Regions from separate parts of the Homo sapiens genome. Here region 1 is linked to region 2. The links are chromatin loops, found by intact Hi-C in ENCODE. Cell type or tissue: mammary epithelial cell. All regions are shown on one strand. Links, peaks and the distances in the headings refer to the core of each region. The heading gives the core; the rest is flanking DNA.

Region 1 (8,340 bases), core at 115-8,114, 45 kb before region 2:
TGGCACAATCTTGGCTCACTGCAACCTCCACCTCCTGGGTTCAAGCGATTCTCCTGCCTCAGCCTCCCGGGTAGCTGGGACTACAGGCACACGCAACCACACCCAGCTAATTTTTGTATTTTTTGTAGAGACGGGGTTCCACCATGTTGGCCAGGATGGTCTCAATCTCTTGACCTCATGATCTGCCCGCCTCGGCCTCCCAAAGTGCTGGGATTACAGGTGTGAGCCACTGCACCCAGTGGATGTTTTTAAAAATACACAACCACCATGCCATTATCGCAGCCAACAAAATTAACTACCACTCCTTAGTAGTATCTATTACTCACGCTATATTCAAATTTTCTGATTGTCTTACAGATGTCTTTTTTATAGTTGGTTCACTTGGATTGGGATGTAAACAAGGTCCATACGTCATATTTGGTTATCTCTCTTCTGTCTCTATCATTTCAGTACTCCTTCTTTTCTTCTTCTCATGCTATTGATTTGTGGGAGAAAACAGGTCATTTGTCCTGGAGAATGTACCATATTCTGAAATTAGCTAATTGCTTCTCTGTTGTGTCATTTAACTTGTACCTCTGCCCTCTGCACTTCTTGTAAATGGGGAGGTAGGTCTAGAGGCTTGATCAGATACTAGTTCAATTTTTTAACTCCTAGGTGGTGCTTTGCATATAAAGTCTGGCTGGCCATTTTTAGTGATTCTGAGACTGAGACTGATTAGAGGATTAAGATATTATCAAAGGGATTTCTGTATTATAAATGAACTCATTTTTTATTTGCAGTTTTCTTTAGCCTACATGTTAACGGATCCATCAAAGTTTTAAAAGTGTATCTGTCTTTACCCTATTCTGTTTCATCTTTTTTAGCCTTTTCCTATTTTCCATGGTAGATACTCATTTTCTTCCTCTCTCACTACTAAAGTATTAAAGAAAAATGAGAAGCGATATGCTTTTAAAAAAACCTCAGACATATTTGATTTGCCATAAGGACAATCTGCTACTCATTACAACAGTTATTGAGACTAATGAATTTTGTGTTGCTGTTTTGTAAGATTCTTGGTTGAAATTCTTACAAGTAATTGAAAATGTATACTTGGATAAATTATGTAAATGAAGGGCCTCAGAGAAAATGATCAACAGTGTTCTCAGGAATGCAGCTAAGGATTTTTTTTTTTTTTTTTCCCAGTTAAGGGTTTTTAAACCATCCTTTTGCTTAGCAGGCATGCTTCTGCTTTTATTTTCTTTCCACACCAAGACAGGAACACACCCTAGTGGGTAACAGGCTGGAGGCAGGCAGAGCCAGCTGGGCAGGGGGCCTGTGTCACTGGGAGGCATTGCTGGTCTCACCAGCAGTGGAATTACATACTATGAAGGGCACAAATGAAGTCTGAGTTGTATCCATCACATGTGTGTCATCATTATATCACTTTAGATCAGGGACAGTGAGACACCTCTCAGGACACATGCTGTTATAAAGAAAGCAGTAGGAACCTGTCAGAATTCCTTCTAGTTCTCTGTAGTTATAGTGGGTCTTACACAAATTCACATACATTCACACCACTGTAGCAACATGCTTTTTAAGGGAAGTCCTATTACAGTAATAGATAGTTGAAGATGGCTTTTAAAATATAATACTATTCTTTGTGCCGGCCTGCCAGACGGGTTCCCTAGCTACTTGCCTTTCCTTAATTGCTTCTTCCTTCTTTCCTTTTAAGCCCCGGCTCTACCTTTTACAATTAACGTGTGAGGCATTGAAACTCTTGAGCCTCAGTTGCTTGTGCCTTGCATTGGAGTTAAAATAATACATACCTGGGGTAAGCACTAAGGAGACAGCATATCTTTGAAGGCCTTGTAAACTGGGTGGCACTATACATTTGAATGGTGTTGTACTTGGCTCTTATTCTACCAAAACTTGACTTTAAAACCCTTTGGGGCCAAGTGCAGTGGCTCACACCTGTAATCCCAGCACTTTGGGAGGCCAAGACGGGCGGACTGCTTGGGGCTAAGAGTTCCAGACCAACCTGGGATACACAGCCAGACCTTGTCTCTACTAAAACATGAAAATAAATAAATAACTAGCCGGGCGTAGTGGTGTGCACTTGTAGTCCCAGCTACTAGGGAGGCTGAGGCGGGAGGATCACTTGAGCCCAGGAAGTCAAAGCTGCAGTGAACTGTGTGGTGAGACAGGAAGAAAATGAGTATCTACCATGGAAAATAGGAAAAGTCTAAAAAAGATGAAAGAGAATAGGATAAAGACAGATACATTTTAAAAATTTTAATGGATCGTTCATGTGATGATGTCACTGCACTCCAGTCTGGGTGACAGAGGGAGACTCTGCCTCAAATAAACAAACAAACAAATGAACAAAACCAAAAAACAAACCGTTTGGTAGCTCTCCCTTACTTATGATGTAGTGCAGACTCTTTAAAGGGCTTATAAGGTCTATAGGATCCAGCTTCTCTTTCCTCTCCATCCTTATCTCTCCCCACCCTGGACTCTCAGTCCAAGCCTCCAGTCGTGTGCTGTACTTTCTCATCATCCTGGCTTTGCATATGCTATTTCCTTGGCTTAGATCATTGTACTTCACCTCCTCCTCTGTGCTTGGCTAATGCAACCCCAACCTTCTGTTTCTGTTAGATACTCCGTCGTCTGGGAAGATTTCCGTAATTTCCAAAAACTGTAGGGTACTATCAGAGAGCACTTATCACTCATGTTGTAATTCTATTTACTTGTGTTGTGTGTATTTTTTGAGGGCAGAAATCATTGTGGAGATAATTGTCTTTGTGGCTCAATATCCTAGCTCAGTGTGTAGCACATAGTTGCTGCCCTATTTATTTGCTGCATAGTTGAATAAACACTAAGCTCCAACCCTACTTTCTTTTTGGCAAATTAATGTCTTGTTTCTCCAGCTTATTTTCCAGCTTACCTTAGAATGATCACCTCATCACGCTCAGTCTTGTTTCCTGTAGGGTTCAGTTTAGCATCTTATTCTATATAATCTTATTCTCAAATTTCTGGGTTCATCTTGTTATTATTCTGAGTCCAAATGTAGGTAGACCAGGAATTCAACCCCTATTATGTTAGTTGTCTATTGCTATGTAATAAATTACCCCAAAATTTAGCAGCTTAAAACAACAATGAATGTTATCTCACACTGTTTCTATAGAGCAGGAATCCAGGAGCAGTTTAGCTGGGCTGGGTGGTTCTGGTTCAGGATCTCTCAGGAGGTTGCAGTCAGCATGTTGGCCAGGATTGCAGTCATCTGAAGGCTCGACTGGAGCTGGAAGAATCTGCTCCTAAGACGGTGCACTCACCTGGCTGTTGGCTAGAGGCCTCAGTTCCTTGCTGACAGCTGGCAGGAGGCCTCAGATTTCTACCACATGGAATTCTCCATAGGGTGTTGCAGGCGGCCTCACAACATGCAGCTGGATTCCCCCAGAGTGATCCAGAGAAAGAGTACGAGGGAAGCCACAGTGCCTTTTGTCTTCAAAGTCTCACACCATCAATTTAGCTTCTTTTGTTTGTTTAAAAATGAGTCACTGTTCTAAGTGCTTTGCTTGTATTACCTCATTTGATCCCCAAAAGAATCTGAGAGATCATCTCATATTCAGATGGTGAAACATTTCCCAAAGCTAGATTTATCTAAGGTCTCTCAAAAAAGGCATAGAACCAAAATTCTAATGTGTTTTTGGATTCATTACCCTTTTCACTATGAGTGAATGACATGCCTCAGAGAGTAGGTTATGAACTAGGAGAATTTGAGCACATAGTGTGTGTCTATTTATATGCACATAAATATAAATGTATGACAACTGTAATAGATGAAAATCATAGGCCATATACTTCTTAACATCTGTAAAAACACAGAAAAAAAAGGTAATAGGAAATTTCTTTTCAAGTCTACTTGGGAACTTGCTCAAATCCAATAGAAATTACCTTTATCTTTTCCATTTTATTTAGGCAACTGTGCCATCCACCTTATGTTTAAGTTTGAGGGCTTCTTTGCCCTTCCATTGAAACATTTATTTTATTAAACACATATAGTGTTTAATTTATTTTATTAAAACATCTATTTTATTAAAACATTTATTTTATTAAACACATATAGTACTATTCTGCTTTCATTAAGTTTATTAGCTTCTTATTAAATACTTTAATCCTCATAACAGTCCTAGGAGAAGGCACCAGTTCTTATTTTATTGATGAGGAGCAAAAAAGTTAAGTAACCTGCTAAGATTACATGGCTAGTGAGGGCAGAGTCAGGATTTGAACCCAGGCAGTCTGGCTTCTGTGCCCACTTCTTCACCTCCTCACCATGTCACCTCTCCCATCTGTGCAGGTCAAGAAGTCAAAGTCTGCAGCTCTGCAAGTGTATTGGATTTCTGGATAAAATAAGCCTGACATATTATTGACTTTCTTAGTGGAGAAAACCCTTCTCTCCCTTTACATTGGTGAATTCTTGTACTCTGCAATTAACGTGTGTGCCAGTTCTCAGTAAGCACTCAGCATTGCAGAATGAAGTGTGTTGTTCCAGGCAGAAGGCCCATCAGAGTCCTGGGCTTCCCATGGATGCAGGCTCTCTGATGTAGACGTTCATCCCTTTGCTCAGCCTCTGTCCCAGGCAGCCAGCCAGTGTCTTACACTTCTTCTCAGTAGTAATTATGAGGTAGCATCCTTAGAGGAAGTGGTGGAAGTCACTTTCAATGGTGGTAATGGTCATCTTCCTCTTTCCTTTTCATCTCCTTGCTGCTCCTCATCTATTTGGCATTAAAAATAGTATTTACATTTAAAGAGGAGATATTATGACATTTGTGTCTATCTCTGCTTATTGGCTGCCTCAGCAAGAGGGGGACTGACCTTCCCGAGGTGCATACCAAGGTTAACATTCCTAGAGCTTCAGGCATTTTGGTCATTTAATGGACACTCTTCCCATTCATCAGGTCAACAGGATTCCTGTTAACATTAAACGTACCTCAGGTGGGGGAAAGAATGCTTCTGAGTAGATGACAGAAGGAAATCTCCCCTAATTCTTGTTAGACTAATAAATATTCCTTTTTCATACAGTGTTGAAACTTGGAGATCCTTAGAGATGACCAGAATGAGGCTCTCATGTGAAGGGTAAGGAAACTGGTGTTCAAAGAGGTTGAAGGACTTGGTCAAAGAACATAAACGGTGGTCCTCCAGATTCACTGTCTACCCTCCACTCTGCTCTCAGCCCAGGAAACTGATCCATCAAGGCTGTATCAATAGACACCCTCACTCCCTGGCTTGCCCAAAGGGAGCTCTGGCAGGAGATGAGAACAAAGAGCAGGATGAGGTTAGTTTTTTATTTCCTTGGCTCTCTCCCTGCAATGTTGCCTTGAATTGACTGTATCCCTCCACCAAAGGCACAGTTTCTTCTGAGGGGCCCACTAGACAGACTTTCCTCCTGGGTTCCAGTAACTGCTCCCTCCCCCATCCCTTTGGGTCTAGAGCTGGTGACTGCTTCACTGTTACTCACCCTGGATTTTTGCATGATCCCTTGTGATTCCCCTGTCCTTAGAGAAATCATGTAACTTATTATCCAAGCTGGGGCACCCTTGAGAATAAAGGTAGGGTTATTAATTATTACACCAGGATAATAGGTAGAAACCACCCTGTCCTGTGCAACTGGGACTGATGGTCACCCTACCCACACCCACTCACATCTTTGTAAACAGTCCCCTTGTAAATAAACTCTCCTGGAATTCGTCTGATTTGGGTGTGCCATTGATTCCCTGTTGAACCTTGATGAAAGCACAGCTCTAAAATCTACCTCTTATCGTTTTCAAACCCATTCTTTTTCCATCATTTGATTTAGAAACTAGTAGTCATTTGCATAACTACTAGTATAAAATGAAACAATATTGTTATTGACATGTGGTATTTTCCAAAGTGTGACACAAAACATAATTTTAGGTTATATGCTGATCAATATCTATTATGTTAAGTTATATGTCATTAGGGTGTGTTAGAAAAAAATAGAATGGCACACAACACCCATGATTTCATGTATGGTACATCTTTGCTTAGGACAAAGGCAAAGCAGAAATTAATTTTATTAAGTAAGTTGATTTGAAGAAAGATATTGAGTCTACAGTAAAGTAGATTGTATTGAAATGGTTTTAAAGTACTCACAGTGTCTGGGAAGCACACTACTAGAGTTACTTAACCCTGGGATACTATGCTTAGAGGTCACAGTGGTTCTTCTTTCTAGTGTGCCAGCCTCCCCTGTGATCTCATTATTAGTCTTTTTTTAAAAAAAATATTTTTATTGTAGCAAAATATACATAATATAAAATTTACCTTTTTAACTATTTTCAAGTGTACAATTCAGTAGCATTAGGCACTTTCACATTGTTGTGCAACCATCACCACTATCCATTTCCAGGACTTGATTTCATCACCCCAAATGGAAATAACTAAGCAGTTACTGCCCATCGCCTCCTCCCCTACATCTGGGTAATCACCACTCTACTTTGTCTCTCTATCAATTTGACTCCTGTAAGTACCTCATATTGTACCTCATTTAAGTGTAATCATGCCTTATTTGTACTTTTGTAATTGGTTTATTTCACCTAGCGTAATATGTTCAAGGTTCATCCATGTTCTAGCATGTATCACAATTTTACTCCTCTTTAAGGCTGAATAATATTCCATTGTATGGATATACCACACCTTGTTTATCCATTCTTCTGTTGATGGACATTTGGCTTGTTTCCACCTTTTGGCTATTGTGAACAATGCTGCTATGAATGTGGGTGTACAAATATATGTTCAAGTCCCTGCATCCAATTCTTTTCATATATATCCAGAAGTGGAATTGCTGGATCCCATGGTAATTCCATGTGCAATTTTTTTTGAGGAACCATCATCCTGTTTTCTACAGCAGCTGCATCATTTTACCTTTTATTAGCCTTTGCGAGTTGAGATTGGTTATGTGGTGGCTACTGAAGAGTGTAGCTAGGACTGTGCAAACCCATCACTAAGGGAAGGTAATTGAAAATACAGTCACTGACAGTGGGTCAGAAGCGTCTCTCCTAACAAGGGGTAGTACATTCCAGAGTAAAAAAGACACTTGCATGAGGGTGTATGTGTGTGTGTGTTTTTATTGTTACCCGGGCTTAGGCAATATTTTGAGATATTATATCTGCTTGTGATTTACTTTCTCATTTCCTTATATACAACATGTTACTTTCATCTTCTCCCAAGAGTTCCTTTGAACTACATGTATTTTCTGTATTTTTGTTCTCATTTCATCATTTTCACACACACCCAAATTTCTCAAACATAATTTTCACTTCCGTTTCTTAAGCCAAATGCCTTGCTTGCAAATACTCTGCTGTTTATCCACCAACTTAAACTCCTGAGGGCAGGCAGGGCTTCTGCCTCTTTAGGACTGGGACTGATCTGCCTTGTTCCAGTGCTCAGCACAGCCTGGGCACATACAGTATGGATGTACACAAAAGAATCAGTCTTTGATTTCTTGCATGAATGGCTGACACAAAGTAGGACCACAAAATAGGTCTGTTAAATAAAAGAACAGCTCACCCAATACCTTTAGCTCAATAAATGGAGAGATGATCAGATGCTACTGATAGCTGTGTAATTTTGAGGAAAGTACCCATCTACAGTGTCCTCAACTCTACAGAAAGGTAATATCCAATCCTGTATTTTGCTCTTAGAGATGGTGAGAGAATTTATATAGAATACCTGATATGAATGGAATGCCCTGAGGTTATTGGAAGAGGAAGGATCTATTTTCAGAAAAGACAGAATCTAGTAAGAATACTATGTTGGAGAAAGGAAATATTGCTTTGGCAAATCATGTATTTTACATTAAAGTGACATCATGTACGTAAAAGACTCAGTCTAGTCTCTGGCACAAAACAAGCACTTGGTAAATGATTGCTATAATTTTTAGAGATTATTTTGCAAAATTCCACTCTTATTAGGCAATAAATTCAAGAATTGATTTGTCATCATTTTATTGAAATGGAGTGTGATGGCCTATTTGGAGTGTTATGTACTCATTGTATTATGTCATATTTATACATAACCACATAAAAATAAATAACTCACGTGGATAAATAGGTGTAGGATTTGTGTAGGGCAAGGGGGATGGGGCTTGCTATGGAAGATGCAGCAGTGGGATGTTAAAGAAGACAACGGGTTGAGAAATAACCCATTCAGGAAACTTGACTTATTTGCATTCTGAGGTTTTTTAAATTATAAAAATAAAATTTCTTGTTATAAAAGCACCGTCTGTCTAATACAGAAGAATTAAAAAATACAGATGAATAAAGAAAAAAGGGAAATACTGTG
Region 2 (8,340 bases), core at 246-8,245:
CAGTAAGTTGTGTCACTTACCATATGTGTTGTGATTAGAATCGATATAGACAGATAAAATTCATCTTAGAACATAGGCTCTGTGGAGAATGGGTCTCATTTTAGAATGGTGTTGGAAGCCACCTTGGTCCCCGAACTAAAGTCAAGAGAAAAATGTGGATTTGCATGGGATGCGTGTTCGTGGGCTGACACTTCTCCCTATAGTCTTGTAAACAGTGAAGAAAGCTGATTTTCAAATGTCACATGTTCCAAGTTTTCCTTCAGAGACTTCATACCTTTGCTATTCAATCCTCACTCCTCACTGACAGAGATCTTGATGACAGGAAACACGTCCCCGGTGAGCACAGCTTGATGGCAGGTAAGGGATAAGGGGTGCCTTGGAGAACCAAACCTGAACACTTTTCCCCTCTCCATAAGTGGCCCTTCCTGAGAGACTAAAAAATGTGAGCTTCCTTATTCCAGTGGTCAAAGGCTGGCCGCCAGCATTTCTTCCTGGCCCCGGACACTGTTCCATGACCCTGGAGCTCCTCGGGACAAGAAGTCACACATGATGTGGCTGAGACAGAGCCGTGATTTCAGAGTGCTGCTCTCCTCTCTTTGTTTCACCAGTGCTGGCTGAGATCCTAGAGCAGTTTCTGCTGAATTGATCAAAATGATGTCGTGTGTGAGGCTAATTTTTGGAAATGGAAATCAGTGTCTCTTGGAGAAACTAAAATGCCTGATAGGCCCCAGGGGAAGGCTGCAACCATCACATCACTGTGTGCTGGAGACTTCTGCAGGGGTTATGTGTGATGACGTGCTTGCCTCTATGTCTTGAGGTATAAAGAAATTAAATAGTTAAGAAAAAAATGTCAGACTGAGAAACCCTGAAGAGCTTTAGATTCTCTCAGGTCTATCAAGTTAGGCAACAACTGGGCCATCAGATCAGGGAATTCATGCATTCATTCAAGAGCTGTATTGATTTATTGAGCAATTTCTGTGTGCCAAGCGTGTTCTGAGTGTTGATGCAGCAGTGGACACACCAGACAAAAATTCCTGTCCTTGTGGATAGCGTTCTATTGGAGAGACATCCAAAGCAGAGGAAAACACTTATAGCATCACTACTTGAATGATTAATTCTGTTTCCAGCTGTCCTGCAGCTGTCTGGGATTTGGACCTTGGTCTAATCCCAATCTTACTGCATCCCTTTCTCTATAAATTAGGAGCAGTGACATTGTCTAAAATGAGGACTAGTTGTTGCCATTGACTTTAGCTTAGAAGTAGGGGTGATAGTCATAATATTAGCAACTGGTATAATACAAGTGCTGACCAATCATAATGGGCACCTGTAGTTCCTGCTAGCATTAAACCTTTAGATTCGAGGGTCTTGAGAGAAGGATTGAGGTAGCTGAGATGGCGAAAGATTCAGAGTGGGGGTACTTGGGGGCACTGGCTATTTACGAAATGGTACAGAAGTATTTCAATACTTTAAACATAGCCTGGTTAAATCCAGACAATACCAGATGAATAGCAATCCACTGTTGTTTTTTGTTTTCTTTTTTTTTTTTTTTTTTGGTGGAGTCTCACTCTGTCACCCAGGCTGGAGTGCAATGGCATGATCTCGGCTCACTGTGACCTCTGCCTCCCGGGTTCAAGCAATTCTGCTGCCTCAGACTTCTGAGTATCTGGGATTACAGGCACGTGCCACCATGCCTGGCTGATATTTGTATTTTTAGTAGATACGGGGTTTCACCGTGTTGGTCAGGCTGGTCTCGAACTCCTGACCTCATGATCTGCCCTCCTCAGCCTCCCAAAGTGCTGAGATTACAGGCATGAGCCACCGTGCCTGGCCTTGTAATCCATTCTTGAAAGAATCTAGAGAAAAGGACATACCCATATGATGTCTTGGTCAATATGCTCACTGATAAAAGATCCAGCAACCAGCAGAGGACCTAGTACCAATTTAATATTTTGAACCAGGATTAGAATTCACAGATACTGAGTCTCCACAACCTTATAAAGTGACTTTGAAAACAAGATGGCCTTTAAAATTGTCATAAATGGCTGCCAGGTGGAGCAGGGCTGTGAGGGGCACCCAGCCTCTGTAAAAATAAATAGTCTTTATTGAAAAGAATGCAACAGCCCTGGAATATGCTTTGATGTGGCAATGGGTTTTTTTGGATCTCTTCTTGCCTGATCATTACTTGGTTTACACAGGACTTGGCCAGGGAGGAAGACACACCCCTTTGACAGGTAGACAGGAAGCACTATTGGCAGGGAGCAGCTGCGAAGCAATCCTAGTTGCCATCATTGGGGTGCTGGCATAGTACTGGTCCTGCAGGTTTCTAACTTGTCATCCTAGCTGGTAATGTCTCCTGGTTTTTATGGAAGGCTTAATTGGAGAGTGTCTGATGCCTGAAGGACTTTCCTGGTTGACAACCTTGAAAATGGTGAAAGAAAGAAATTGAAACCAGGTAAGCTCTTCCTTGTGCATTCTTCCCTCCCTCACAGGTGGAGCCTGGCAAAAAAAAAAAAAAAAAAATACCTGTTCAATGAGATGCACAGTAAATGCAAGGATGGCTGCAATGAATAGAGGCTGCCCAGAGAATGAATAGAGGCTGCAATGAATAGAGGCTGCCCAGAGAGTTACCTACCCACTTAACAGTCTCATCAAATTTGCTAACAAATTTGCCTGGTGAAAGAAAGATGTCGATGTCAATCGCTCATGCCCCTTTCAAAGGGAAATGTCCCCTGTGGCCCCAGTTGGTTGCTCACTTTTGTATTACATAACCAGTGGTGGCCAGAAGACCTCAGGGAAGGTAGTAGTTCACAGACTTGCCAGAGTCCTGTGACAGGGCACCCACAGAGCTGGGCCAATCTAGCTTTGCCTTTTGTGTATGTGTCCCTGGACTATTGAGAGTCAAGGAGGGGGATATGTGGGTGCTGTAGCTGACAGTCGTTGGGTGGAATCAGAGTAGGGGTGCTTGAAGCATTCATGGCTGTGTTGGTCAGATGGTGGGGAGATTGTAGGGAAAAACACAGGTGCCATTGTGGAGTAACTGCTTCATTGCTTCATTCATTCATTCAGCCACTATTCATGAACACCTACTATGTGTCAGGCACACTGCTGCCTACAGGGGATACAGCAGTGAACAAAGTAGACAAAAATCCCAGGCCTCATGGAGCTGGCATTTTAGTGGGGGAGACAAAATAACAAAGAAAAGTAAGAAATATATATCAGGTAGTGATAAATCCTTGGGGCAAATTAGAAGTAATATAGAAAAAAATGGAGGGAGAATAAATGAAACAAGAGTGGTAAAACTTAGACAACTGATTGGTGATGGATAGATAGGGGCTCATTTTACTATTTTTGAGTATACTTACCATTTCTTATAATAAAAAATTTAAACAAGAATGCAGGTAAGTTGGATAAGAGATGTTACGGTAGTGTGGGCTTACAATTTTAGATCTCACTGAGTGGGAAGGCCTCACTGAGCTGACCTGTGAAAAAAGACCTACATGAAGTGATAAGCAGATATCTGGGACAAGCATTCCAGGCACAGGGAACAGCATGTGCAAAACCCTGGAGACAAGAGTATTCCTGGAGTGTGAAAGGACTACAAGGTGAGCAGCATGGCCAAGGCAGGGTGGCTGAGGAGGAGGCAGTAGATGGGGCAGGGCAGGGGGAGGAGGATCACACAGGGCCTGTGAGTCATGGGGGGGATTTTGCCTTTTACTCTGGGTGAGATGCGGGGCCACCAGAGCATTCTGAACAGAGGAATGACACGACCTAACATGGGTTTTGGCAGTTCTTGGAGCTTTGGGAGTGAAGGTCCGCTAATCCCTACGTATGGGGTCCACTGAGCATCCCTGAAGGCAGGTGCTTTTAAGACCTAGTTCTGTTATAGCTTCTGTTCTTAGATGAAGCAAAGGAGCCCATTTATTTTTTTGTTCCTCCATGTAACCCCACAAAAAATCACGTTTGTTCAAGATAGCTTCAGTGAGACTCTATCAAATTGAAACAAACTGCAGGAACAGACACTTTTTCTCAGTGCATGGCTGCCACTCTTGGAGAGCAGGAAAGATGTGCAGTAGGAGCACCTGAGCGGCTCTTCACCACAGCTCAGGAAGGGAGGGGAGGACTCTGAGGCTCAGGAGGAGAGGGGAGGACTCCATGGCTCAGGAAAAGTGGGAAGAATACCACAAAGTCTGTGCAAGGTGAGATCTCTCTCTGATTCATAGGTCTTCCACTGGTCTAAGGCTCTTTAAGAAACTTTAAGACAAAAAAGTACACTTGAACCAAAAGCAAATTTAGGTGTATATACATATTTATTTATTTTTAAATCTCATGAGAAATAATAAAACACAAAGACATTCCCTGTGCTCCTCAAGTAGTAAAATCTGAACCATTACCTGGAAGTTAAAGGGCATAAATAACTGAGTGGAGGTGGCTGTAAGGAGAAGCACTTTAATGAGTATTCCCTGCTGTATTTGATTGTTCAACTAGGCTTCTTCCATGAGGATCTTATTTTCCCTGGCATTTATCACGTCAGTAAGGTAGAGGAGCTCCTATCTGAAAATAGCACCTAGCGCTAAGTCTGTCTAAGGCCTCCCGTCCCTTCAGTCCCTGAAGCTAGCTTCTCTCCTCACTCCCATCTAAACCTGAAAAAGTCAACCCTCTCATTAGGCCTTGCCCACAAATACCTCCATCAAAGCTAGGACTCACACAGGAAAATGTGCTGCAGGAGCCCATGTGACTTCCTCACATAAGAATGTGACAAAACCAGTTTCCAGAGAGCTCTCATGCTCTGACTAATGAATGAGCAAGTATGAGCCGGATAGCTTCTTCTCACATTATTTTGCCTGTGGAATCCTTTTGTACTCAAGATGCCTGAGCCAAATGCTACATTTATTTTCCATGTAAAGGTTTTACTGGGAAAGGAAAATTTTTTAAAGATTTTTTAAAAATCCATTGTGTTCTTTTGCCGTGTGGTAGGAAGAAACATCGCAGCCTTAGGGCTAATTAGCGTTTATGTAGTGTTCATATAGATTGCTCTATATTCCCCTCATATTTACAGTCTGTCATCATTTTACATCTATAAACTACCTTTCCTCCATTAAATTTAATAATCTTGTTTTACAGAAAATGGCAGAGCAGGTGGAGAAGGTGGTCAAATGCCTTAGCATGGATCATATGGTTGTGGTGAAAGAGTTAGAATGCACACTACTCAGTGTTGATGTACACAGAGAAGCAATGCTCCCGGGCTGGGGCCCACCCCAAACCAGCACAATTAAACCCGTTTACAGTTGTTATCCAAGCAACCTGACATGGTTTCTGTACTTGGATCAACATTGAGTCCTTCTCCAGAACGTGATAGAAACATAAGGCAGAAGAAGGCTTTAGCCTACTCATGGAGGGCATTTTCTATTTCTTTTCTTTGATTCAACTTGAACACCTGACTGAGGGAGGCAAAATTCCAAGATCGGCCCTGGCAGTTAGGGCTCCTCTGTTGCAAAGGCTCTTGTGTAGCAAGGACATTAGTTCTTCTAGGCCATGAGGGTACTATTTAGAAGGGCCCTGGGAGGGAGATTATTCCCCTGATTTTGCAGCAAACCCATCTTTAGGAAAAAATGACCTAGGTATTGAGGTAATTCTGGTTCCAATGTAACTTTGCTCCTATCTTTCTTTCCGTCTTAAGTAGGCAAATCAGAATAATTTCAGTGTATTGCTATGAGCAGGGAAACAATGAAAACTATAAGCCTATTCACAGCTGCCCAAACCTATCCTGAGAAGCAAACTGGTTCTCAAAATACGATCAGCTAATGACACATTCTATACATACCTGCCACTTTATTAATGTGCTGAAAGCCAAATTGATTTGTTCTGGTTCTTCATCAAGGTTACCCAAAGCCTGAACCTGGTGTTTTTCACTGGGTGTGATTCTTCAGTTCAAAACAATGATGGACATTTTTCTTCCTTAGGGGACTGTTATGATCATTTTACTTCTTATGTTAGCTGTTGTAACAAATAGACCAGTTTTTCATGGTTAACGTAATAGAACTTTATTTCTTCCTCAGTTTTTACTTGGCAAGTGGCATTTCCCTGGGTGATCCTGAGACACAGACTTCTTCTGTCTTACCTGCCATCCCTTGGATCTTACGTTATCTGCATCAAGTGGGCAGAATGGAAAGAGAATAGGAAGTTCCGATCTAGAAGGCACATTTCTGCACATATTCCAATTGTGAGAACAAGCCACATGGCCACACTTAGAAGCAAACAAAGCTGGGAAACATGGTCTCTGGCTGGGCAGCCAGTTATCAGCAGTAACTCTCTTCAGATGCTCTTCAACCTACAATGTGGCTCTGTCCCAATAAACCCATTGTAAGTTAAAAATATCATAAATTGAAACGCATTTTCTACACCTAACCTACCAAACAACATAGCTTAGGCTAGCCTACCTCAAACATGCTCAGAATACTTATATTAGCCTTCAGTTGGGCAAAATCATCAAACACAAAGCCTATTTTATGATGAAGTGTTGAATATCTCATGTAATTTATTGAATGCCATACCGCAAGTGAAAAACAGAATGGCTGTATGGGCACTTGAAGTATGGTGTCTACTGAATCTGTATTGCTTTTGCATTATTGTAAAGTTGTAAAATTGTAGGTTGAACCATTGTAAGCTGAGGACCCTCTGTATTAGGAAAGGGGGAGTAAAACTGTTGGTAAATATCTAGCCATCTCTGTCCCATTTCCTTTGGTAATGAAAGTAATGAAAGTTGATTATTTTCTGTGGTCCTTTAAACCCTAGTGCCACTTTAGAAGGTGCCCAAATTTCACCTTCTGCTCCTTACACAAAATCTTCAAGTGTCTGGAAAAGCCATAGAGCAAGGGACTATGCTGCATGCCTATTGCGTATGGGTTCAGGCATGTCAGGGCCTGTCCAAAGGCTGGAAGGAAATCTGTTTGCATGAGATCTTAATGAGCTTCAAGGAGAGACAGTGGGTGGCTGAGCTGGGAATGAAGACAGGAACCCTTTGCTTTCCATGTGATACAGGAGATAGAAAGAAAATATTTAGGCAGATAGTGAGGGCAAAAGATTCCTTAGCAGAACTTCCCTTCTAACAAAAAGCAGCCCCAGAAATAATTTTTTTTTCTAACAAAGAGCAGCCTGAAAGATTGAGCTGCAAGCATAAACAACGAAGCTGGGAGCTTGCACAGGGGAACGCTGGCAACTGCGCCAATAGAAAAGGGCTACCTGGGGGCCAGGCATGTCCACCATGGAAGCTCCATCTTCCCTTTTTTGTTAGCATGTGTACTGTGGGCAACATGGTGCAGCTCAGGCTGAAAACCCACCTGCATAATAAAAGACTGGGGTGGAGATGGCCAGAGATTCGCACCCTACGCAAATGGCATACCTGGTCCTAACCAGTTTTTCGCATTCTATGTAGATCAGACACCGCCTCCCCACCAGCTCATCTATAAAACTCCCTGCATTTCACTGCAGATAGGCAATTCATTTTTCTGGGACCCCTCGCTGTAGCAAAGAGCTATTCTCTTTCATTCACCTATTAAACTTCTGCTCTTAACCTCACTCTTTGTGTGTCTGCGTCCTTGGTCTCCTTGGCTGTGAGACAACAAACCTTGGATGTCACCCTAGACAACAAGGCCACTTCACATGCAGAGACTTGGATGGGGAAGGACCCACTATGAGGGAAGAAGAAGGGCTGAAACTTTTAGGTCTGTAGATTCTGCAGAAAGCATGGGCTGGCTGTATGGGATCAGAATGTTGGGATGTAATTAAGGACAGCATTATTGGGTGTTCTTACTATTGAGAATCAAACCTTCTACACAGGCTTCTGTCTACACATGACTTTATTCTACTGCTTTCATCAAAGTAACTTTATTATTCCAGGCAACTCTCGCCAGAGAGAAAAAAGTTACAGATAACTTCATTGACTTTAGCAGGACTACCTGAAAGACCTATCTACTCTTTAAGATAAAACATCAAATGACATTTTACACCCTAAGACTCTTGAAACCTCTTGCCTCAAAATTCTGCCTTGTTTTTTTTTCCAGCAATCCTAAATTATAATATCATGATCCTTGCTCAAACCTAACCATACGCCCGCATTGAAAGACCTACCTAAAACCAGATCTTACAATCTTAATAAACATGCCTTCTCAGCCCTCTCCTTTCAAGTTGCTTCCAAGACTCTGAGGAGCAGTATTTTTCTTTACTCCCGTAGGCAATAAACTTAGCTTTGACTTATCAACAGGTTGCTTTGGTGATAGTTTGCACAGCCAGCATTCCACAATATCTCCTAGTTTGGAGGACATGTGCTATGTTCCAATGGTA

Evidence for each region. Hi-C counts contacts between places; a loop is a spot of excess contacts. Peaks named below come from ENCODE experiments on the same cell type or tissue, not always from the same donor. Only the 100,000 strongest peaks of a DNase experiment are listed, where the experiment ranks them.
Region 1: a loop joins it to region 2, with 2.3 times the contacts of the local background. A loop is called at or near these places in 7 of 110 quality-filtered maps.

The regions. Positions count from the first base shown.
Region 1 is chr6:111,935,480-111,943,819 of GRCh38, forward strand. No RefSeq gene overlaps it. Among named protein-coding and RNA genes, the nearest start is that of LINC02527, 30 kb to the left of the region's middle. In mammary epithelial cell, for the core only: no CTCF peak of the experiment used is centred there; a DNase peak (open chromatin) is centred at 3,462.
Region 2 is chr6:111,980,601-111,988,940 of GRCh38, forward strand. LOC105377947 (a long non-coding RNA gene) reads left to right here and starts at 261. Exons shown (of 3, transcript XR_007059710.1): 1 at 261-357; 2 at 2,370-2,452. In mammary epithelial cell, for the core only: no CTCF peak of the experiment used is centred there; DNase peaks (open chromatin) are centred at 4,751 and 6,911; H3K27ac peaks cover 3,396 bases.